6 separate regions of the Homo sapiens genome follow, and regions 1, 2, 3, 4 and 6 are each linked to region 5. A link is a loop called in an ENCODE intact Hi-C map of the cell type or tissue named here. Cell type or tissue: PC-9. All regions are shown on one strand.

Evidence for each region. Hi-C counts contacts between places; a loop is a spot of excess contacts. Peaks named below come from ENCODE experiments on the same cell type or tissue, not always from the same donor. Only the 100,000 strongest peaks of a DNase experiment are listed, where the experiment ranks them.
Region 1: it touches region 5 in a loop (21-fold over the local background); 37 of 110 quality-filtered maps call a loop at or near these places.
Region 2: it touches region 5 in a loop (11-fold over the local background); 106 of 110 quality-filtered maps call a loop at or near these places.
Region 3: it touches region 5 in a loop (19-fold over the local background); 9 of 110 quality-filtered maps call a loop at or near these places.
Region 4: a loop joins it to region 5, with 13 times the contacts of the local background. A loop is called at or near these places in 100 of 110 quality-filtered maps.
Region 6: a loop joins it to region 5, with 4 times the contacts of the local background. A loop is called at or near these places in 5 of 110 quality-filtered maps.

What each region holds. Positions count from the first base shown.
Region 1 is chr15:100,348,060-100,352,059 of GRCh38, forward strand. SPATA41 (spermatogenesis associated 41) reads right to left here and starts at 2,659. Exons shown (of 2, transcript NR_028139.1): 1 at 675-2,659. It overlaps LOC105371021 (a long non-coding RNA gene), which reads left to right and starts at 1,547. Exons shown (of 3, transcript XR_007064777.1): 1 at 1,547-1,623; 2 at 2,316-2,886; 3 at 3,620-4,000. RefSeq lists an enhancer at 1,827-2,086. In PC-9, CTCF peaks have their summits at 1,860 and 2,239 (motif pointing right); DNase peaks (open chromatin) are centred at 2,182 and 2,742; H3K4me3 peaks cover 1,109 bases; H3K27ac peaks cover 1,072 bases.
Region 2 is chr15:100,916,097-100,920,096 of GRCh38, forward strand. ALDH1A3 (aldehyde dehydrogenase 1 family member A3) reads left to right here. Exons shown (of 13, transcript NM_000693.4): 13 at 1-530. LRRK1 (leucine rich repeat kinase 1) reads left to right here and starts at 3,261. Exons shown (of 34, transcript NM_024652.6): 1 at 3,261-3,355. It overlaps ALDH1A3-AS1 (ALDH1A3 antisense RNA 1), which reads right to left and starts at 3,187. Exons shown (of 2, transcript NR_135827.1): 1 at 2,708-3,187. RefSeq lists silencers at 1,928-2,147, 2,908-3,497 and enhancers at 1,933-2,525, 2,278-2,367, 2,418-2,537, 3,712-4,000. In PC-9, CTCF peaks have their summits at 2,028 (motif pointing right) and 2,227; DNase peaks (open chromatin) are centred at 1,245, 2,105 and 2,765; H3K4me3 peaks cover 2,188 bases; H3K27ac peaks cover 786 bases.
Region 3 is chr15:100,849,311-100,853,310 of GRCh38, forward strand. GCAWKR (gastric cancer associated WDR5 and KAT2A binding lncRNA) reads left to right here and starts at 442. Exons shown (of 4, transcript NR_160703.1): 1 at 442-600. RefSeq lists an enhancer at 274-568. In PC-9, CTCF peaks have their summits at 304, 1,670 and 1,877; DNase peaks (open chromatin) are centred at 71, 461, 804 and 2,481; H3K4me3 peaks cover 3,279 bases; H3K27ac peaks cover 4,000 bases.
Region 4 is chr15:100,625,714-100,629,713 of GRCh38, forward strand. It overlaps ASB7 (ankyrin repeat and SOCS box containing 7), which reads left to right. Exons shown (of 6, transcript NM_198243.3): 5 at 3,724-4,000. Among named protein-coding and RNA genes, the nearest start is that of ASB7, 25 kb to the left of the region's middle. In PC-9, CTCF peaks have their summits at 2,272 (motif pointing right) and 2,473; a DNase peak (open chromatin) is centred at 2,288; H3K27ac peaks cover 1,427 bases.
Region 5 is chr15:101,007,044-101,011,043 of GRCh38, forward strand. It overlaps LRRK1 (leucine rich repeat kinase 1), which reads left to right. Exons shown (of 34, transcript NM_024652.6): 7 at 1,794-2,020; 8 at 3,407-3,534; 9 at 3,631-3,794. Among named protein-coding and RNA genes, the nearest start is that of LRRK1, 90 kb to the left of the region's middle. RefSeq lists enhancers at 1-235, 1,214-1,543. In PC-9, CTCF peaks have their summits at 121 (motif pointing left), 322, 1,540 (motif pointing left) and 1,740; DNase peaks (open chromatin) are centred at 58 and 1,458; H3K4me3 peaks cover 872 bases.
Region 6 is chr15:100,719,861-100,723,860 of GRCh38, forward strand. The region is part of intron 1 of LOC105371024 (a long non-coding RNA gene); the gene reads left to right. Among named protein-coding and RNA genes, the nearest start is that of ASB7, 120 kb to the left of the region's middle. RefSeq lists an enhancer at 1,939-3,138. In PC-9, a CTCF peak has its summit at 1,794; DNase peaks (open chromatin) are centred at 1,431, 2,151, 2,571 and 3,651; H3K4me3 peaks cover 2,377 bases; H3K27ac peaks cover 3,717 bases.

The sequences.
Region 1 (4,000 bases), 660 kb before region 5:
CAATGGTAACTGCATTCATTTATGTACTCATTAGGTCCTTCAACCCTTCTTCAGTGCCTACTTTCTGTGTGCCACGTACTGAGATGCCAAATGAAGAGGCAGCAGCATATAAATTGCACTTCTTTCCCCACAGTTCTCTATAGAGCTCTGTTATGAACTAGACACTGTTCCTGGTGCTGGGGATTTAGAAACGAAAAAGTAACTTCCCTGTGTTCTATCTAGTGGGGGAAGGCAGATAGAAAGAAATAATTTTGTGGGAATGTAAAATGGTACAGTCACTGTGGAAAACAGTACGACTATTCCTCCAAAATAGATTTACCCTATGATCCAGCAATTCCGTTTCTGGATGTGTACCCCAAAGCTTTGAAAGCGGGGACTCCAACAGGTATTTGCATACTCATATTCATAGTATGCAAATTTAACTAAGTAGATGTTGTCATGGCATTTGTAAGCTGCCATGGCACTAGCGGGAGTGTCTTTTGCCATGCTAATACATTATAATTAGTGTATAATGAGCAGTGAGGACGAGCAGAGGTTGCTTTTGTCACCATCTGGTTTTGGTAGGTTTTGGCCAGCTTCTTTACCGCATCTTGTTTTATCAGCAGGGTCTTTGTGACCTGTATCTGGCAAAACCTCCCCTGAGATGCAATTCATTGGTTCCTGGGGTAACCAACCTGCCTCCCTGGCAGCCACTGACTCATCCTGTGACGAAGAATGCCTAACCTCCTGGGAATGCAGCCCAGCAGGTCTCAGCCTCATTTTGCGCAGCACCTGTTCAAGATGGAGTCGCTCTGGTTCGAACACCTCTGACAGCTGCCCGACAATGTGAATGTACTTAATGCCACTGAACTTACAAATGATTGAAATGGTAATTTTACGTTATAGTACATTTTACTACAGTAAAAAATGTTTTAAAAAAGAAATCATTACTCTCTTGCTAAGATCTTGTTTCATCTTAACACACACGAGATGCCTTGTCTTCATTTCGTGGACAGGCAAGGCCGAATTCCGTTTCACAGATAGAGGACTGAGATCTGGAGGCAGAGGGCAGGAATTAAAAACAAGACAAACAAGAGCCTTATACAGGCAGTGTCTTTCTGAGTCTGATCCCTGTTGTCTTGAGAGCTGCGGTGAGGGAAAGTCGTCTTCAGAGCCCTCAGGGTCAAAGCAGTTTGTTACCCTTGAGATAGACAAAGCTCCTAACCTCTCCAGCTTTTTGCCGACAGCTCGATTCTGATGGGCACTGACCTTTTCCGACCCTGTTTTCAGGAGCCGACTCCTGGCAGGTTGGTTGTAGGGGCCCTCTTGAGTGCTTCACACACAGCAGTCCTGTTGGGGTGAAGGTCACCGTCACTGTGATAATTGTTGTCGTCGTTGAAACCACCCAGCCCGAAAGCAGCATGGGCTGTGCCCAGAGCCGCCGTGCCAGAAGCCCACGCTTAGAAATAGAGGGCCGAAGACCAAAGAGGACTGCGGGTTCTTGGGCCAAACGTGACCCTCTCAAATCCCCCAACTCGGGGATTTCGTTAGCTGGGGACTGGTGTGCCCGGGTTCCAAGACCCCTGCGTAGACTCTGTCTATAGGTGGAAGAAGGCCTTTGCCCCGAGGCATCCAGAGGTAACGGTGAGAGGAACAAGGGCACGTGGGGGATCCCACCACAGCCTCCCCTGAGACCCTCTTCACGCTGGTTGCAGGAGTAGCCAACCCCGCTCCCTGGCAGCCCGTGAGATGCCACATCCCCTCCAGCAGGGGGCGGCCGGCATCGGTCCCGTCTTCCTAAACCGGCGTTGGTGGGAAATGCCGGCACCAGCTCCCTCCCCGCTCCAGAGCCCTGTTTTCCCCATTTGTATTTCACTACTTTCCTGTTGAGCTTGGATTCCAGCCTCAAATTCCGCGATTTGGCCGGCATCCTAATCCCCGAGTGACTCTTGCCAACCACTCTCTGTGGGGCCTGTGTGCTTCCTCCTGGGTTCTGGGGCGCTGGCGGCGTCCGCTTCACCGGGAACGGGAGCCCCAGCCTCCCGAGGCCTTCCTGCCTGGCTCTGGGAATGGCCACTGTCCAGAAAGCCCCGCGGCCGTCCATGCTCGCTCGCTCAGTCAGGCCCTTGTGGGGATATTGCAGAACGAGTCCGAGTTACTATCCCTTTAAATACAGGCGTTTCGGCCTAGCTGCCGCCGGTCCAATCCGCAGCGCTTCCGTGCCCCACTTTCCCGCGTCAGCCTGGCTCCGGCCTCCACCAGGGGGTGCTAGTGAGATCCCAGCCAGCCTCAGAGCTGAGCGTCCAGGGCCTTCAAATGTCCCCATCCTTGAAAAGGCAACTCCAGTGGCATCTTCTGCGGGGAGACCAGAAGCAGCATCTGACGAGGAGACAGCACTGGCGGTCCCGACACAACTGAATCGGCAGGATGAGGGCCCTTAGTGTTAGGCACCGGCGGAGCTGCATCCCACCCCGTCTCGTCCCCTGAGAACAGCTGTGAGAAGCCGCCTATTTTTCATCGTTCTGCAACACACCTTTCCCTTCCTTGGGATATTTCTCCTCTTTCAGCATTGCCGCATCAGGGTTCCAAAGCCCCGTTTCTCTCCTAGTTCTTTCTTTGCTCAAGAAAAGCAGCTTGTCTGATAAACTAAGCTATGTATGATTCGCTGCCAGTACAGACTGAAAAACAAAATAAACTCCCAATTCACAGTCCTCCGTTGCGTAACAGTGAGCAGACGTTCTGAGAAATGCATCGTCAGGCAATTGCATCATTGTGCAAACAATATAGAGTGTACTTACCCAAACCTAAACAGCACAGCCTACTACACACCCAGGCTGTAGGCTGTGCTTCTAGACTACAAACCTGTACAGTGTGGTACTGAACACTGTAGGCAACTGTAACACAATGGTAAGTATTTGTGTATCTAAACATAGAAAAGATACAGTAAAAATATGGTATGAAAGATTGAAACTGGTGCACCTGCCTAGGGCACCTACCGTAAGCTTGGAGCTTACGGGACTGAAAGTTGCTCTGGGTGAGTCAGTAAGTGAGTGGTGAGTAAATACGAAGGCCTAGGACATTACTGTACACTACTGTAGACTTTAAAACCCTGTACACTAGGCCCACACTCAATTTATTTTTAAAAATTTTCTTTCCTTCAATAATATATTCACTTTAGCTTACTGTAACTTTTCTACCTTAAGAATTTTTAAATTTTTTGACTCTTTTAATAACAGCTTGAATACACAAACACATTGTACAGCTATACAAAAATATTTTCATTCTTCATATCCTTATTCTATAAGCTTTTTTCCTACTTTTGAAGTTGTTTATTTTTTACATTTTAAACTTTTTGTCAAATATTAAGACACAAACACACATTAGCCTAGGCCTATACAGGGTCAGGATCATCAATACCACTGTCTTCTGCTTTCACATCTTGTCCCACTGGAAGGTCTTCAATGGTAATAACACACATTCTTAGTAAATGCAAATAGTCATGGCTCAGACTGATATAGTAATGATAGACTATTCAATATGTGGTATTGGACAGCTGTTTATATATTTGTACGAACCTAAGTTAGATTCTGTGGTGGTTCAAAAATATATCCTCTAATTATGACCTGCTTCCCTTCAACAGGTGTACCTAATTCCTCTGCCTAGAAAGTGTGCTGGAATTACTGCCTGGCTTCTGATGAATAGGGCGTATTGAGAGTGATGCTTTGTGAGTTCTGAGGCTAGGTCATAGAAAGGATTGAACTTATTCCTGAATGTTGCTCTTGGATCACTTGCTTTTTTGGGAACCACCAGCCATGTCATGAGGACACTCAAGCAACCCTGCAGAGAAGCACATGTGTGGAGAGGCACTTCTTGGAAAGGAGGCCAACTTGCCAGAACCAACTAATTTGTCATGTGAGTGAGTCATTTTGGAAGCAGATCCTCTACCCTCAGTCAGGCCTTCCGATGATTTCAGCCCCCAGCCTTTGAGTCTGCCCCAAACACCATGAGTAGAGACAAGCCC
Region 2 (4,000 bases), 91 kb before region 5:
ATAAAATGAGGGCCCGTAACAGAACCAGTGTGTGTATAACGAAAACCATGTATAAAATGGGCCTATCACCCTTGTCAGAGATATAAATTACCACATTTGCCTTCCCTTCATCAGCTAACACTTATCACTTATACTACCAATAACTTGTTAAATCAGGATTTGGCTTCATACACTGAATTTTCAGTATTTTATCTCAAGTAGATATAGACACTAACCTTGATAGTGATACGTTAGAGGGTTCCTATTCTTCCATTGTACGATAATGTCTTTAATATGAAATGCTACATTATTTATAATTGGTAGAGTTATTGTATCTTTTTATAGTTGTAAGTACACAGAGGTGGTATATTTAAACTTCTGTAATATACTGTATTTAGAAATGGAAATATATATAGTGTTAGGTTTCACTTCTTTTAAGGTTTACCCCTGTGGTGTGGTTTAAAAATCTATAGGCCTGGGAATTCCGATCCTAGCTGCAGATCGCATCCCACAATGCGAGAATGATAAAATAAAATTGGATATTTGAGAAACATTGTGCTTTTTCATTTAAAGACCAAAGTCATTTGAATTCGATGGCAGGCCTTTCTCTTTCTGAGACCTGTACGAAATGGCTGATATTAAAGCAGGATCAATAATGTAAGCATAAAATTACATTTGCTCAGTCAGTCGGGCCCAGTGCTTTGCCTGAGTGTGAAACCCATTTCTGTGGGCTTGGGGGTTGACCAGGCAAGGAGCTGGGCCTCAGAGGTTCCATGTCATAGCTGGCTGAGTTTCAGCTGTTATCTAAGCTGCCTGAGTCTCCTTTTATCATAAAGTAGTGATGGTGTCAGTGTGCGAAATGGTGGGGAGGACTGCATGAGGATTGACGGACAGCATTGTGCCCCTGACGGTGAGCACAAGTGTCTGTTTTTGTCACCTTTTCCTCTAGAGAAATCTAGAGGATCTAGAGAAAGGATCAATTTGGGTTTTACTGACCTCAAGTTTCTAAAGCTTCTAACCAAGAAGCCTCAATCACCCCGTTGTGAGCTGACGCTGCCATTGGCTCAAGATCATTGCTGGTACTGGGGTATGTCCTCCAAGCTCATCCCTTGCATTTGATGTGGAAAGCCCAGATCATTTTGACATGGGTGGCAAAGCACCACCACTTTAACAAAAAAGGGAGGCTGGGATCAGATCTCTCGTAACATATGCACTTATGTTAAGAGAATTTAGACACATTATTTAGAGACATCCCATTTCTCAATCCAAATGTGAGCAGGAAACTGTAGGAGAAGGATATTTTCCCTCATTTGGTGTCCCGGAACATGACTCCCTGAAGGGAGCCATTCTGGGGACAATTGGAGGGTGTGGTATGCGTGTGCACACATGCATTTGTGTGCCTGGTGTGCGTGTGGGGGTTGGCACCTCTCTAGAAGTGGACCCTTTGGGATGTCCTAGCTTCTCCTGCTGGTGGATGAAGCCTTTCTAATGGCTTTGCTCCTTGCTCCTAGGCATGAGCTTGAAGGGGGATAATGAAGGGCGTTTAGGAAGTTGCTCAAGGAAGACTGTCTGAGGAAACTGCGTACTGGGCTGAAGAAAGACAACCGGAAAACACTGAAGGAGCGCTCAGCCACTGCACCTTCAAAAAGGCAGAAAAGTCAGTTCAGGGAGGTGCCTCCCAGCTACCCCACCCACCTCAGGAGGGGTCATTCCAACCTAGGGTGCTGAGAATCTGGGTGGGATTACCAGCAAAAGCTAGAGAACCATGGGTCAGCGACCCTTAGGAAGAAGTGGAAAGGAGTCTTAACTTACCTGCAATAACCTTCCTATGCGAAGTTGTGGCTAACGCATGCCTAATGGCTAGAATTAAATGCTGGGAATATAACGAGCTCAGCACAGGTTATCCGCGTGTCAGATGTTCCTGCTGTCTTCTACAGTGGGGACATTTCCTAGCCTATTCCCAGGCTCCTTTAGAAGGGAAGTGGAGGTGCCCCATCTTCACCTGCCGCGTCCCCTCCAGCGTCTGCCCGGGCCCTGGGCCTGCGCTCCCTCGCGGTGGCGCCAGGTGGCGGGGCTGCGCGCCCTGGAGGAGCTGCACCGCCGTCGCGGGGCTCTCTCAGCACTGAGGACACCACGCCCTGCAAATTGTTGGGAACTTGTCGGTGGCAATCACACTGCTGGCTCCTGCAAACTGGTGTGAGGCCCTCAGGGGTGAGAACAGGATTGCAGAACTGCGCTCACCCTTTTGGAAAGTCGTCCAGTGGCAGAAGTAGCCTCCCAGGAGCAGAGCGAAGCTGCTCGGTGGTCCCCTCTCCAACCAGGGACCCAAGAAGCCGCTCAAGGGAACACGGCCCCGCGGCGTCCGGGAGGTCCTGCAGGAGCCCTGCGGCTGCCCCGGTTCTGTGAAATGGCAGTGAGGGTGGGGGAGATGTGCGCTAAATCCTGGGAACGTGCGAGTCATAACTTTCCAGGAGAGGGGCCCAGGGCGCTGGTCCTGCAGGGCGTGGAACCCTCTGCTCTTCCTGAGCAGGCTTTGTCCCCGGGTCGACACGGGGAGCTCAGCGTGAGGCCCGCCTGCAGCGTGGACGCAGATCTTTTTTATGGTCTGCGTTTCTGTATTAGCCTCAGCAGCCTGGTGACGCCTTTATAAAAGGTCGAAACACGATAAATTGCCAATATTCCACGTTTTATGTATTCCCCCCAAAGCCGACAATTAACAATGACTCACCGAGCAGCAGATTCTTTGCACACATCCATAATTGAATCAGTAAAATCCATGTGTTGGAGGATATGCAAATTGCAGGTCGTTAACGCTTTAGAACGACACATTTCTGTATCGCCCCGTGAAGAGCTCTACGCACATGAATGTTCCCCGTCTGTTTAACTGTTACGGCCGCAGTGTGTGGGCCGCAGGCGCGCTGGGGGCTCATCTGCTGATTTTGCTGCCCCTGGAGCAGAGGGATAGCGAAAGCGGGGCTGAGCGCAGCACGGACCGATCCCATCGCCGCGCTCGCCCCGCGTGGAGGCAGCCGGGTGCCCGAACCTGAAGGAGGACCCGGTGCCGGAAGGGCCCGCGGACCCCGGCGTCTCCCGGGGCATCGAGCGCCATCGCCCGCGTTTTACGGCCAGGGAAACTGAGGCGGCCGCCGAGGGGACGCCTCGCGACGGTTCCTGGGAGAGCTGGCGGCGGCCTTGCTCTGCGCGCTCTTCGCGCCGCCCTCCCCGCCCGCCCGCCTCAGGATTGAGGAAGTGCGTCTGGGCCCGGCCCCGGCGCGGGGGGCAGACGGCGGTGGGACGGCCAGGCCCCGGCCCCGCCAGTGTGTCCGCCCGGCCCCGCGTCCCGGAGCGCCCGCACCCGGCCCCGCCGCCGCCTCAGGTAAGCGCCGCTCCTGCCGGCGCCCCCCGGCGGCCTGGCTGCCTCCCGGCCCCGCCCGGGGAACCCAGAGCCCGCGCCCGGCGCCCGCGGGGAGCCTCGGCCTCTGCCTGCCCGCGGGCCCCTGCGCTCCGGGCGGCCGCGTGGTCGGGCACGGGGGGCCGTTGCGCAGGGGCCGCGGCCCGAGGGGCGCGGAGGGCGTGTGGGGCGACCCCGGTCTCACGTCCCCGCTGCCTCCCGCCGCGCCCGGAGCCCAGCCAGCCTGTGGGAGGGGAGCGCGCGGGGCCCGAGCAGGGAACCCCGAAACCCCGTCCGGGCAGGGTCGGGAAAGCTGGGAAGCGGAGGCAAGAGACACGAGTCGGGAGACACGAGCCGGGGAGCCCATAGGTTTCCTCTGCCTTTGGAGCGAACCCAGTCCCTTAGCGGGGAGCGGGCGGAGTGTGAGCGCGCGGGTGAGCCCGTGCCGGGGTGTCGGCAAGAGACCGCCCGGGAGCCTCTCGCTGGTCCGGGGCTTCCTGGGGTTGCGGGGCGGCCCAGCGAGGCTTCACCCTCCTCGATGTCTGGGTCACGCTTCTTGCCCAGGTGGTCTCTGGCTGGCGCAGATACAACTGCTCTGTCTACCATGGTCTCTGCAAGCTACAGGGGACC
Region 3 (4,000 bases), 160 kb before region 5:
CAAGGAAAATGACTCTTGGTTTCCAGCCTGGATGTGTCATTACACCCTCATGCGTCTCAGGGAAATTAGCAACCTGATTCTTGCCCTGACTGTCATTTAAAATAAAAAGCTTTCTTATTTGCCATCTAAGACAAACTCTAGTAAACCCACAGCGGACGGGTAGGAGGAATGAAACACAGTTACTCGTATTCAGCAAGTTCCTGGGGTCATATTTACCCGCATGTGTCTCCGGGTAACTGGGGGGTGGCGCGTGTTTGCCGTTGTGATGCGGGCGTGTGTGTGTGGAGTCTGTGTGCGCTGGAGAGAGCAGTGTGTCCCCCCGAGGACCTCGGGGTCCCAGAGCTGTGCACACGCTGCCCCCCTGGACGTACAGAACCAGCAGGTGGCATCGCTCCACACAGGCCACCGAACGGCCCTGCCCCGCCCCCTGCCACGCCCTGTGCGTGCATCCGGGTCCCCGCGCAGTGGCTGCACGCAGCCCACCTCTCCCGACGATCCGGGTCCTCCCGCCCTTCGCGGTGATTCTGTCGCGAACCCTCTCACGGCAGCTATGAGACTGCTGCGCTCCCCAGACGAGGAAACCTGGTCTCCCGGAGCCAGGTAACCCACCCGCAGCCTGCGGGAGAGCCGAGGTCTGCAGCCGGGCCGTCGGGCTGCCTCTTCCCGGGGACCCGGGAGCGGGGGGCGGGGGGCATGGTGGCCTCTCGGGCTGCTCCGAACGTCCCCTCCAAACAGCGAGGGGACGCACAGCCCCACTCAGGAGGGAGCCAATGACATTGAACCTGAACCCAAGCCAGCCTTAGACTGAACTTTCAAAGTACCATTAAGCAACGCCGTGAGGAAATGGAACATTCGACAAGGTATTATGTCGCATCTCTCTCTCTTTTTTTTTTTTTTTAGGTGGAGTCTCGCTCTGTCGCCCAGGCTGGAGTGCGGTGGCGCGATCTCGGCTCACTGCAAGCTCCGCCTCCCGGGTTCACGCCATTCTCCTGCCTCAGCCTCCCGAGTAGCTGGGACTACAGGTGCCCGCCACCGCGCCCGGCTAATTTTTTGTATTTTTAGTAGAGACGGGGTTTCACCAAGTTAGCCAGGATGGTGTCGATCTCCTGACCTCGTGATCCGCCCGCCTCGGCCTCCTACAGTGCTGGGATTACAAGCGTGAGCCACTGCGCCTGGTCGCACCTCTTTTCAAAAGCCAGTGTTATCTGGGAAAGTGCAAGGGGTGGGGAGTGGGAGGTGCTGTTTTCAATGAAAAGAAATGAAAGAGACATTGTGCGTCTTCTTAGGTGATATTACAGTACCACAGACACTACAGTTAGGTGACTGAGTCCAGTATTGTCTGTTTTCTCAGGTGTGATGACTGTGTCGTGTCATGCAGAAAAATGTCCTTATTTCTAGGAATCGCATGCTGAGATCTCGGGGAGTAAAGGGCCAGGATGTCTGGAACTTAATTTAAAATGATTTGACAAGGACAGGCATACACATAGGGACAAAGCAAATATGGTAGATGTTATCAATTGCTGAATCTATGTGCTGAGTACACACGTATTTGTTGTATTGTCTTTTCACCTTTCCTATATGTTTAAAATCTTTCATAATGTCATTCGGGGGGAAAAAAAGCTGATCTGGCTATACTTATTTGGGAATGTGCCGGCTAAAAGGGAACTAACAAATAAAAACTTAACTTAGAACATAAAATTTTAGAGACTGAAGGAACCGGAGACCTTCTAGAGCTCAACTCTCATTTTAAAGATGAGGAAAGTGGGCATATTGATTTTATCTTATTTTCTTTTTCTCTTTACTTTTTAAATGTTTTTGGTTTAACTTTAAGTTCAGCGGTCCATGTGCAGGTTTGTTACACAGGTAAACTTGTGTCATGGGAGTTTGTTATACACATTAGTTCGTCACCCAGATATTAAGCCTAGTACCCAATAGTTGTTTTTCCTGATCCTCTCCCTCATCCCACCTTCACCCTCCAATAGACCCCAGTGTGTATTGTTCCCTTTTGTGCCCGTAAGTTCTCATCGGTCAGCTCCCACTTATAAGTGAGAACATGTGGTATTTGGTTTTCTGTTCCTGTGTTAGTTTGCTGAGGACAATGGCCTCCAGCTCTATATTGAATAGTTAAAAACTATTTAGGCCGGGTGCAGTGGCTCACACCTGTAATCCCAGCACTTTGGAAGGCCGAGGCAGGTGGATCACTGAGGTCAGGAGTTTGAGACCAGCCTGGCCAACATGGCGAAACCCCATCTCTAATAAAAATACGAAACAATTAGCCGGGCATGGTGGCAGATACCTGTAATCCCAGCTACTCCGGAGGCTGAGGCAGGAGAATCACTTGAACCCGGAAGACGGAGGTTGCAGTGAGCTGAGATCACACCACTGCATTCCAGCCTGGTGACCGAGCGAGACTCCGTCGCAAAAAAACAAAACAAAACAAACAAAAAAAAAACTCTTTAAAATAAGTGTTATAAACTAACAGTTTATTTATCCCAGGCACAGAAAGACAAATACTGCATGATCTCACCCACAGGTGGAATCTTAAAACATTGAACTCACAGAAACAGAGTAGAATGGAGGTTACCAGGGGCTAGAGTGTGGGGGGTTGGGGTGATGTTGGTCAGAGGGTACAAAAGTTCAGTTAGACAGGAGAAAGTTTATCTTTTAGTGATTTTCATGATTTTGACAAAGTTGAAACAACTGAAACAAAGTATCTAAATATTTTAATACTTGTAATTATTTTTTAATTGTTGAGTGATTTTAATGAGTCAAAAATATAAAACAATCATGCATAATACATATAAATAATTTGAGTGTCCAACCCATATTACAGATGAAAGTAAAGAACAGGCAGATTCTGAGACTTGGGACAGGCAGCATTTGGCACCTGCGGAGGCCCGGTTCTACACGTCTGTAGTGGCAGAAAGGCAATATATATTAAAACCTAGGAAAACAGTCAGGGCACGGTGGCTCACACCTGTAATCCCAGCACTTTGGGAGGCCAAGGCGGGCAGATCACCAAAGGTCAGAAGTTCCAGACCAGCCTGGCCAACATGGCGAAACCCTGCCTCTACTAAAAGTACAAAAATTAGCCAGGTGTGGTGGCTGTAATCCCAGCTACTCGGTAGGCTAAGACAGGAGAATCGCTTGAACCCGGCAGGCAGAAGTTGCAGTGAGCCGAGATCACGCCATTGCACTTCAGCCTGGGTGACAGAGGGGGACTCCACCAAAAAAAAACCAAAAAACAAAAACAAACAAACCTTGGAAAATGGGTGAGAGAGGATGGTATGTGATGGTTTTATCAAGTACTTCTACTCTATTTATATCAACTACTCCAAGCTGTGGTAAACACCTCTGGGAAGCCAGGTCCAGTGCAAGTGGGCCAAAGCCCGTATTGACAGTTATAAACCAGGCATCTCCAGATGACAGCTTTATGACCCAAGCAGTGTGCTCCTCACTAGACTAGTGCAGTACGTATCAGAGTCCAGCAGGGAGTGTGCCCACCTGGAGGACCAGGGTAAAGGTGGGAGGCCAGGAGCAGGGATCTGGGAGCTAACAATAACTCAAAGTACCCACGTTCATGGTTTCCACCCTCCCCCTGAGCCCCCACGTATGCCATCCCCAACCCTCTCCCCCATCTTTCAAGTCCATGACTGCCAGTCACCAATTAGACCCATCACTCAACAGCCCTGGTTCCCCAACAGATGGACTCACAAGAACAAGAAACAATGACTCGGTCATTAGAACTCTTAGTTTCCCACAATTCCTGTCATTGGGATTAAAGTTCTCCGATGTTGTCCCCATCATGTGTCTGAGAAACTGGCCATGGGCACCTCCTGAAAGGGGAAGCAAGAGTGACTCTGGGGGCTTGTTGTGCTCCTCGGAAGAGGTTCTCACTCCTTTAGCATGTCGCTGCCTGGCCCTGGACAGCAAAAACCAACCCTTTGAGAGGACTTAAGTAAATACATCATCAGATCTGGGAGCTGATCAAAACCTTATT
Region 4 (4,000 bases), 380 kb before region 5:
CCAAATATTAATAATTTTAAAGAAGGCTAGAGAACTTAAGCTACCTGCTATTAAAACTTACTATAAGCTACAGTAGTCAAGACAGTGTGGGATTGGTGTATGGAGAGACTTTTAGGTCAATGGAACAAAACAGAATTAAGAAATAGAGCGACACTTTTATGGTAAATTGATTTTCAGCAGTGACACTAGGGTAAATCATTAAGAGTCCTTTTAACAAATTGTGCTGGAACAAGTAGATATCTTTGTGGGGAGTACTGAACCTTGAACTTACGTTATACCACACAGAAAAATTAATTATGGGCTATTGATCTAAATGTGAGAGTTAAAAGTGCAAAATTCCTAGAAGAAAAAAAATCTTTGTGACAATGCATTGAGCAAAGATTTTTAAAATAGGATACAAAACTACAAACTGTAAAATAAATAATGGGCTTCATCAAAATTAAGAGTTTTGCTCTTCAAAACATAATACAGAAAATGAAAAAGCACGCAACAAACTAGGAGAAAATATTTACAAGACACATCTGACAAAAGGCTTGTATCCAGAATATACACAGAATTTGTACAACTCATTAATGAGGAGACAACCAATAAAAATGGATAAAGGAGGTGAACAGACAATTCACAAAACAGTATATGAATACGTTCAGTATAACTAGTTATTAGGGAAATAGAAATTAAAAGCACAATAAGCCACGATTTTACCTCTCTAGAATGAGTGAAATTAAAATGACTAATGATACCAAGATGTAGAACAATCTGAACTCATCCATTGCTGATGAGAATGTAAGATGGTGTAGCCATTTAAAAAGGAACTTAGGAAAGTTTCATGTGCATTTCACATACGACCCAGCAAGTCTCTCGTGGGTATTGAACCCAAGTGAGATGAAAACACTCTGTCCCCCTCTCCTTCTCTCTCTGTCTCTCTCTCTCTCTGTCTGTCTCTCTCTCATATATTAATTCATGATAGTGTTATTCAAATAGGCTCAAATTGGTAAGAACTGAAATGCCCATCTTCTCATCAATTGATTAAAAAAACTATATAGTATACAGTACTATCCAGCAATACAAAAGAGTGAACTGTCGATACAACATGGAAGTATGGCGGAAACATCATGCAAAGTGAAGTAAGTCAAACACAGAAGTCTACATATGATTCTATTAATATGAATTTCCAGAAATGACAAAACTTTTTTGACCAGTGGTTTGCCTGGGACCCAGAGTCTGGGAAGGGCTAAAGAGAGATGAAGGAACTTTTTGAGATGATGGAATGTTCTATATTTTAAATAGGGTGGTGGGTTATATACTCGTATACAGTTATCAAAGCTCATCATCTGTACCCTTAAAGTGAATGCATTTTACCTCAATAAAGCTGTTAGAAAAAAAAAAATCCCCTCATATTCATAGGTAATGTTTCTTTGCTTCTGTTTATATACATTAAATTTTTTTCTCGTAAATTTAAATGAACTTGTTGAGATTATGCTACAGCTTATTTAAAATAAGTTCCACCTGGGGAGAAAATGTTTGCTAAGGGGACAAAGTAATAAGTTCAGTGGGGTTGCTGTTTTAGATGAAATGTTTAGGGAAGGCTTTTCTTTTTTTGATAAAAGGACATTTGAGTGGATACAGAGTGACATGAGTTCACTTAATGTTTTCACGTCTTGTCCATTTCTTACTGAATTTCTGTCTAGGCGTTTTGTAGTTTATGTTGCTATTACAAATGAGATATTTTTCTTACCTTATTTCATGGGCTAATAATCTTTAAATTACATTTGTTTGCATTTTCATTGCTTCTAATCTCCCATTTGATTTTAACAGAGACTATGCAGGTCATTGTTGTGTGTGTTAATCTCTGTTTTTCCTTAGCTCAGTGTAGCTTCAAAATGTACATAGAACCTGAAAGAGACCTGAAATGGAAACCAAAGATGCAAGTGCAGTGTTTTGTAACATAATTTTAATTTTACTGTCAAATAGAACGAGTATAGGATACAAATAAGGATGGTGGCTGAAGGGTGGGAGAAGTGAAAAGAAGGTATTCTTAAATTTCACTTGCAGATTAAGAGGGAATGTCTGCCAGCAGTTGACTGGCCAGGTATAGATTAGAAATGACCTCTGGCAAGATGTTTTGTTTCATTTGAATGGGAGGGCATCTTGTAGATTTCACGCCTGACTTTGAACTTCTGGTAAGCGATGCACCTGGAACCGGCTTGAGTGACTTAAGGGCTCAGCAGTATCTGCCCGGTGGAAACATTAGTGTCATGCTCATGCCTTACCAGCAGATGGCAGCAAAATGCTGTGTTAAAATGTTCTTACCCTACTTAAATTTAAGTCCTGTGGTAAACAGATACTGTATATTTTTCTTTCAGTTAAGACCAAGGTAGATATAATGCCCTTATTTCCCCTAAATAGATACAACTAATACTACCATTGTGTACTGACACTTTACAGTAAATGTTTTTAGAAATCTACATGATATGGCTTACCTAAAAACATCTTATTTTGTATAGGTTTTGTTAGCAACTCCTTCACTGAAATACTTTCCACAGTATTGTTATTTTACATATAGTTTTCTGCCTCAGATTTTTCTAAGAGAACCATTTGTCATAATATGTTCTAGACCTAAATAACGTTTATTAAACAATACGTGAGTTTTCACTCACCTGTGGAGGCTGTGTGTGTGTATGTATGTGTAGGTGTGTGTGTAAAACATTAATGATTTTTTTCTTTTATTAACAAGCCAAAAATTAAGGTGACTTTTACAAGAGAGCATTTTCATCCTGGGTAGTTAGGTCTGATCAATTGATCTTTTACATGGAATTGCTGACTTCTAGGAGGTGCCCGGCATAACCAGTCCTCGTCCGTCTTCTGCCCCCAGCCAGGGATGCCATGGGGTGAACGCCATCAAGAACCAACCTTTGGCTTAATGAAAGATCTGAGGCCAGTGACAAAAGACTGTGACTTGAGTCACATAGCAGATAAATTATTATAGTTGTTTTTCCTTCCCCAGAGATCAGTCAATTAGGAGAGGTTTTTGGAACTGTTTTAGAAAATATTTTTACAATGCTGAGGTTATTCACATAATGCATTGCTTAATTCTTATAAACTCCAAAGTTCGTGTAAAACTAAGAATTCAGAATAGACTTCTATCTTGTGAAAAAACAATTTGTCAAGATTACTTGACATATATCTGAGATGCTTTGGAATTTTTACAGACCACAGAAAAACTTTTTTTTATTACTTAATATACCCTAAAACAACACGGTGTGCCAGAGCATAGTGTATCTGTAATTTAGAGCAGCAGATGTTGCTACACATGCTTCTCTTTAAGACCGAGAAGAAGCACAAGAGAAAATAAAACAAAAAGTTCAAAACAGAAGAGAAACATGAAACAGTGCAGAGATGAAGGAGTTGAGTAGCCAGAGGCAGTTGGTTAAATTAGCAAAGACAGGGGATGTGGTGATCTGTACTCCGTGTTTTTTGTGTATATCTTTTTAAACACTTTGTCTTTCTCCTTTCATTAACCCAGACGTGATAACATTCTACAAAATTTATTTTCCATTAAAACCAGACTTGAATTAAACTGAGGAAAAACGTACTTGATATTCATTACAGTGTTTGGTTGCTTCACATTTTATATGAGAATTGGCCACAGTTTGCTGTGCCATGGTAATGTTTGTTGTTTTGTCTTGGAGTCTGCTAATACTTTCATTTTGGTTTTAACTCCAGCTGATCCTACAGTTAAAGACTTAATCGGAGGCTTCACGGCTCTTCACTATGCAGCCATGCATGGCCGGGCCCGCATTGCACGCTTGATGTTAGAATCTGAATACAGGAGCGACATCATTAATGCAAAAAGCAATGACGGCTGGACTCCCCTCCATGTGGCTGCCCACTACGGCAGGGACTCATTTGTCCGGCTCCTCCTGGAGTTCAAGGCTGAGGTTGACCCACTCAGTGATAAAGGTACCACACCGCTTCAGCTCGCCATTATCCGAGAGAGGTC
Region 5 (4,000 bases):
CTCTGGTTCAAAGACCGGACGGAGTGTTGAGGGGCGTAGGCCCAGTCTTTCCAAACTCCTGGAGTGGGCGGAGGAGGAGCTAAAGACAGGCGCTCATCGCCATCTGGTGGCCAAATAGGGATGCCCGTCACCTGCCGCCAATTTTTGAGGAATTCATCCCACGTTATTGGGACCTTTCTCGTAGCCTCTGCTTGTTACATTTTCCCATTTGCGAAGCACTAATTTTTGTTCATATTTCTGCTCCTCTAATTTTCCAATACGGATTTCCAGTTGCTTCGAAGAAACAGACCCAAAAGCAGATTTCTTCTCCCCAGAAACCTGATTGAGCCCAATATTCTTCGGTAATCAGGAAGAAAGAGCAAAGTCCTGCTCCCATATATTTCGCCAGGTCCCTTTGACCACCCCATGCCGGAAAACCGCTGGCCCTTCTGACTCCCTCTGGTGGAAATAAAGGAAGACCAGTGAGAAATGAGTGGAGCAAAGACATTTTGTTTAGCAGGACTTCAACGGCAAGAGCGCCAGCCACCAGGACTTGCGTGTGGCAGAGACCCACAGGCTGGCAGAGGAGCGGGAGCTTTCTAGTGGGACAAAGGGAAGGCCTCCGGGGCCTCCTGCCGGGAGGCCGTTGTCGTGGGGAAGCTGGGGGGCCTCGCTGCAGGCTGGGCATCCTATGGGATTGGTAGGGGTGCAAAGTTGGCTCTCTCGGGTTGGTCCTAAATGGAAAGTGAGGACAAAAATTAGAGAATCGGTCAGTTATTAACCAAGTCCTGGCCATTTTAGACTGACTTTTACGGAAATGATGGCTTAGCTTCCTGGGTTGTTACTAGAGATAAGAAGTGGCTCATGCCTGTAATTGCAGCACTTTGGGAGGCCAAGGTGGGTGGATTGCCCGAGGTCAGGAGTTTGAGACCAGCCTGAGCTCGACGAACATGGTGAAACACCGTCTCTAATAAAAACACAAAAATTAGCCGTGAGTGGTGGTGCAGCTACTGAGGAGGCTGAGGCAGGAGAATCGCTTGAACCCGGGAAGCGGCGGTTGCAGTGAGCCGAGATCGCACCACTGCACTCCAGCCTGGGCGACAGAGCGAGACTCCATCTCAAAAAAAAAAAAAAAAAAAAAAAAAAAAAAAAAAGAGGCTGGCCTCCTGCAAGAGACTGGCTTCCCGGGCTGTTTGCTATAGATAAAGAGGTTGGTTTCCTAGGCAGGTCACTGTGGGTCGTGGGCCAGAGTTCTGTTTTTTATATATTGTGTGGCCATCGTCTGTCTGTATCTCAGGCTCGCTCTGAAAGCAGCCTGTCCACCAAGCACCCTGGCGCGGTGCGGGCAGCTGCAGGCGGCAGCTCCTCTGATCACAGGAAAGGCCGCCTTGAAGGGAGGTCAGAGACTTGGGTTTGGGAGTCAGCTTTCTTCTCCAGTCTGGGGGAGGCGCCTGGACGCTTCAGCGGTCTCCTCTGTACGTGGACAATCCCGCCGCGCTCTTCCCTGTGAGCCGCCTCTTGAGGGGCGGCACTGAGCCCGCGCCCACCGGCGCCCTCTGGAGGTTGGAGGGTGACTTGCAGGCGCTGTGCACAGATTGCCTGTGAGACGCAGGTGCCGATGGGAACAGGTAGCTCTTCTGCACCCACCACCGTGGCAGGTGCCGGCGGCCGAGAAGGACATGTGCAGGCCTCTTGGGACCCGGGCTGGAGCAGGCACACAGACGCGCATTTGCATTAACCCTTGCTTTATTCCAAGCCCATGTGGGCCCTGAACTCACCCTCCACATGTGCTTTTCCTTTCTTTCCACCACCAGGCTCTCCGTGTGAAATGGTCCCATCTCAGACTGCCCTGGGTAGACCTAGACTGGCTCATAGACATCTCCTGCCAGATCACGGAGCTCGACCTTTCTGCCAACTGCCTGGCGACCCTCCCCTCGGTTATCCCCTGGGGCCTCATCAATCTCCGGAAGCTGAACCTCTCCGACAACCACCTGGGGGAGCTGCCTGGCGTGCAGTCATCGGACGAAATCATCTGTTCCAGGTGGCTCCCCGGGGTGTGACCGGAGCCGTGTGTGACCCCGCTGTCACCGTTGTGCTCCTGCACATGCTCCCGGGTTGTATTTTGTGGTTTTGGGGGAAAAATGTTCTGGCTAAAATAGGAGAAGGAGTTTTGCCTACCCTGAGGCAAGCCTCCCTTTCAGGTTAAAACAGAGAGGTTTAGAGAGATCATTTGTCTGGCCCAAGTTTACACAGCTCACCCGGGGACATGCGAATGCTTGCCTGAGATGCTTGTCTTGGTCCTGCCCAGGAATCAGATGAGGGCAGCCAAACCTTCCCACACTGGTGGATGCAATGGGGCTCTGAGGCACCAGCTTTTACTCTGCCTTCCAGGGAAAGTGGGAAGGGCCTCAGAGAAAGGGTTAACTCTGCAGGACTCTGGCAGCAGGTGGACAGTGTGGGCAGTCCAGGCTTGCTTCTTCTGGAGGCCTTGGAGGGAGACCTGAGCCTTACCCCTGAGCTTGCATGGAAGGAGGAATGACCTTAGTTGATTTCTTTATTTTTTATTTTTATTTTTATTTTTTTTGAGACGGAGTCTCACTCTGCTGCCCAACTGGAGTGCAGTGGCATAATCTCGGCTCATGGCAACCTGCAACTCCCTGGTTCAAGCAATTCTCCTGTCTCAGCCTCCCGAGTAACTGGGATTACAGGCACATGCCACCACACCCAGCTAATTTTTGTATTTTTAGTAGAGACGGGGTTTCACCGTGTTGGCCAGGATGGTCTTGACCTCCTGACCTCATGATCCGCCTGCCTCGGCCTCCCAAAGTGCTGAGATTACAGGCATGAGCCACCGCACCTGGCCTGATTTCTTTTGGACACATAACTGCAAGTCCTCATTCCATAAAGGGTTGAATCGATTTTTAAAATGAAAAACCAAGGCTCTAAGTGAAGCAAGAGTCAAGAATGTTGGAAAGAGCTTGGGGTAGGCATTAATCCATGGGACTCCCAAGTGAGAACGGGAAAGAAGCCTGCACACCAGAACTTAAAAAGCAAGTGCCGTCCAAGTGAGGCCCTTCACCTGGGCCAGATGGACAGGTCCAGAAGGTTCAAAGCCCTGCTCTGTGGTCTCAGCAGCTTTCAGGGAACCTACTCATTTTGCTATTACATGCCTGCGAAGGATTCGAATCCCTGTTGGTCAGTGGAGCCAGGGCCCACCGATGAGAGGTTTGTCTTTATCTACACAGGACACAGTAAGAGTTCTTCAAAAGAATTAAAAATCATATGCACTACATTTTCAATGCACACTCTTTAACCTTGCATGGGGAGAAAAAGAAAAAAAATACACCTCTTGGTTTATAGAAAAATATGTAAATTTGGTGTTTTCCCTCTTTATTCTGATGCCTGCCTTCCTTCTTCTCCATCGCAGGCTACTTGAAATTGACATTTCCAGCAACAAGTTGTCCCACCTCCCTCCTGGATTCTTGCACCTCTCAAAACTTCAAAAACTGACAGCTTCAAAAAATTGTTTAGAAAAATTGTTCGAAGAAGAAAATGGTATGTTTTCTCATCAACTTGAGTGAATTAGTCATTTTCTTCTTGGTAGGGATATTTTTACCAATTCATACTTTGGGTCTTTTTTTTTTTTTTTAGCCACTAACTGGATAGGTTTACGGAAGCTACAGGAACTTGATATATCTGACAATAAATTGACAGAACTCCCTGCCCTGTTCCTTCACTCTTTCAAGTCCCTCAATTCTCTGAATGTCTCCAGAAACAACCTGAAGGTGTTTCCAGATCCCTGGGCCTGCCCTTTGGTGAGTATCACACCAAAAGTCATGAAAGCCACAGTCAACTCTGCCTCTCAGCTGGCCTCAGAGAGCCCTCAGGTGCATTATGTCAGTTCATCCCCTCAGCAGCGAAGCCGGGTAGAAGGGCCCGGTTCCCACATTGTAAGCATCGTCACTCAGCATACAGCGAGGCTGTGTCCCAGGCAGATGACTCACCTGAAAGCCAGCCTGCC
Region 6 (4,000 bases), 290 kb before region 5:
AGGGTGGGCAGGTCAGTCATGGGGGTGTAGTACTCACAGTGCCAGGGTGGGCAGGTCAGTCATGGGGGTATAGTACTCACAGTGCCAGGGTGGGCAGGTCAGTCATGGGGGTATAGTACTCACAGTGCCAGGGTGGGCAGGTCAGTCATGGGGGTATAGTACTCACAGTGCCAGGGTGGGCAGGTCAGTCATGGGGGTGTAGTACTCACAGTGCCAGGGTGGGCAGGTCAGTCATGGGGGTATAGTACTCACAGTGCCAGGGTGGGCAGGTCAGTCATGGGGGTGTAGTACTCACAGTGCCAGGGTGGGCAGGTCAGTCATGGGGGTATAGTACTCACAGTGCCAGGGTGGGCAGGTCAGTCATGGGGGTGTAGTACTCACAGTGCCAGGGTGGGCAGGTCAGTCATGGGGGTATAGTACTCACAGTGCCAGGGTGGGGAGGTCAGTCATGGGGGTGTAGTACTCACAGTGCCAGGGTGGGGAGGGAGGTAAGGGTTACGATGATGGAGGAGGGTGTAAAGAAAGGGAGGGAGAAGGTGCTGAGGGTGGGGATGGGAGGACTGGGGAGAAAGTGGATTGCAGCCATGGGGACATTGAGTGGGTGAGCTGGGAGGACCCTGTGTGGCAGCCACAGAGGGGATACTGGAGATGGAGACCTTGGATGTGGGGAAGCTACTGGCAACAGCAGGGTGAGACCATGGGAGTGTTGGGGGCGGGGAGGAGGAGGACAGCTCAGGCGCTGGGGAGGTCAGGACCTGGCTCGCCATTGAGAGAGACAGTCTGCCATGTGGTGACAAGAGACGAAGCCAATGAGCAGCTCAAGTCTGCCCCGAAATGAAGGTTGATGGACCACAGCAGCGGGGAGAGGAAGCCAGTGGCCAGGAGGAATAGAGAGGTGTAGAAGCAGCCGTGGGACACTCCCAGCTTCCAACCCACCCCCAACTTTCTTACACCAGCAACCCTTCCCCTCCTTGAGAGGCTGCAGGGGAAGTGGGGCCCTCAGGGGAGGGGGCAGCCAGGTTCCCGCACAAGGAAGATTTAGAGAAGAGGTGGAGGAGATAGGAGAGTTCCAGAGAGCCTGGTGACGGGTTTGGGGTGGGGAGGGAATGAATGGGGAGTCAGGTCACATTAAGGAACAAATGAATGAGCTGCCAGTGAATGAACCGCAGCAGTGCCACGCTGGTTAACTGGGAAGAGGAAATGTCAGTGCTGTCATGCTGTACGCATTCCACACCATTGTTCATTGTTGCTATGCTGGTGCCAGCAGGGCGGTGGGCAGATGGGTCTTGTGTGTGTGTGTGTGTGTGTGTGTGTGTGTGTGTGGCGTGATGTGCCTCACCGGTGTACATTTCAGTTCTTGGTAATCCTGTTTTGAGTCTCACAGAATCTATTTCCTCAAGCCGTTTGTATCCTTATTTATGTAAGTGACTAATTCTTTCATGGGTAGAGCCAAGCTTTCTGTCTCAGTTACATAGAGATACTGAGACAAATTACTCATGAACATTCCAGAAAAGATGAGTATCTACAAATTATTGAGACAGTTTCAATATGTAAATAGTATTGTTGAATACGATTTCTCACAGTTATCCAAGTTAGATTGGATACGGTAAGTGGGTAATTCCAAGCTAGTTATCCCCTTTACACATGGCATAGTGCCCCATCGTTGGGTCTTCCCAGCCTGCCATGTCCACGTGGCCGGGATGCTCCCAGGAGCTGCTGGGGAAAGGAGGGCGGGCTGCAGGCTGTGTCTTGAAGGCTGAGAATTTAACGCCGCTGCCCTCGATGTGCCATAGCTTGTTGGTAGAGCAGTGTCCATTTGAAGGGAGGTAGCTCCTGAATTTACTTTATTTTTGCAATACCCTTCTGAGGAGCTAATTGGCCCTAATAAACCTTGCAGAACATAAGCCCTGCCCAAATGGGGAGAACCACCTGCTGTCAAGAGTCAGCCAGCTGCAGTATCAGCCCCTGAAGAGGACGAGCTAGCAGTGCTGATGTCAGGGAACTTTCCACTCCTCAAACCGACAGGAACAGGACCGTGAGCACAAAACGTGAACACGGACCAGAACGAGTTGGCATGCAGGACTAGGTTGCCTTGACGACTCTGAGTTCTGACAGGGAAATACAATGAGTTTTATGTGGACAGAGTTCCACGGTCTATTGCAAAATCAATGTGCTGTTTGAATGAATCATCACTTCCAACCATTGGTCATTGGTGTCTGAATCTTGATTGCAGATGAAGCACTGAGTCATGACTGTAAAATGCCACAGTATTTATGAAAACCAAGAAGGTTTTTTATTTATCCTGACTAGCTAAATCAAGGTAGGTCATCCTAATAATACTTGTCCACACAAGTGGCAACCCCTTGCCAAAGAAATGCAAACAGAAGCCTGGGATGTTTCCAGCTCTCCTTAACTTCCTTCCCCGACCTCCCTGACACCAGCCAATGGGTCCTTTAAGAAGTGTGAGAGAGCCAGTAGATGGTAGGCCCCCGCTTCAAACTCGCCATCTTGTCCCTTGATCCAGTGACTATACCTGGAATTTGGCCTCTAAGCGAGTGTTTCTTTTTGCACTTGGACTTCTTGAGAGATTACTCATTACTCAGGAGATAACACCAAAGCATTCTCAAAACCAATCTTTGGAACTGGCTTCCAGGATTATACATGCAGGATTAGTCATACAGAAAATCCTTAAAGATAGCAAATTTGGGTCCTTTGAGAGTGTATTTGGTTTGTGAAAACAAAGCCATTGGTAACCAAGCCAAAAGCAAACATGTGATTCTAACCCATGAATTCAGAATTTTTCAGGCAGCTGACCCTAAAGACACTTTTTTCAAACAGGTGACTCCTTTTCATTAATTCATTAATCAGTTGTTGAGATAGTGAAAGAAAAAAGAAACTGAAAGAAATCATCATTACCAGAAATACTTGGGTTCAAATTCTAGCTCTAAAACTTCTTAGCTGTGTAACTTTGGGCAAGTCACTTAACCCGTCTGGGCCATATCTGAAAATTTTCCCTAAGGGAAAAAAAAAACTAAGGTTATTGCTCTTCCTTTTTGCTGCTTCTCCTCCTCTGAGTTGAGGCTCCTTTCCTGATGGAACATTGCCTTCATTCCCCTCTTCTCCCTCTACCCAGGGGTGTATTGGTAAATTGGAACTCTGGGGAAAAAAGTCACAAAGCCCTGATCTGTGGCTTTTGCCAATTTCTGTGGTGTACATACTTCCACCATGGCTGACTTTAATTTCCCAACAGTTAAACAACAGGTTCACGAAGTTCTTAAATATTTAACAGCTGGGCCCTGTGGACCATGGGTGCTGGCTGCAGCATGTCACACTGCCTCTACCCTCTCCCCTTTCTCCTTTTTACTTTCCTGAGAGCATGGTGGATGTCGTCTGATATAATTTCCATCCATGTCTCTGCTTTTTATATTTAACCAGCTTCCAAAAATAGTTTCCTTACTTCCATTAGTTCTTAACCAGGGAGTGTGCTGGAATTCAGGTGGTCTGGTCACTGCCTCTCATCTTCCCGAATTCTTCTTGGCCATATCACCAGCAGGAATTTTCAAAGGGGACACAGCGCTCTTTGTTTTTTAAAGGGCTGTGCCAATTTGCCTTTGGGTTTCCTCATTCTATCAGAGTAGAGTGCTGATCTAGTACCTGTATAATTCTCCTTGGCAGAAGTGCTCAGGGCTTTTTTTTTTCTTTTCCTCATCTAATCGCATTCCACTTCTAACAGCCTGGATGAGTTGTGCAAACCCAAGAAATAAAGAAAAGAACAGGCAGTTCTGATATCGTCACAGGGCCACTTAATGACATGGGCATCAGAAGGAGAGAGTACCATCCACAGACATTCTCAAAGCAATGCGCCTGACGCATCAGAAGATCCTCCTTGTGGGGCCAGACTTAGGCATCAAAAACATCCATGTATTATGATCTCACTCTTGTGAGAAGGACCTCTCAGCACCCAAAGGTCAATAGTGATATTTACTGGGCACCTACTATG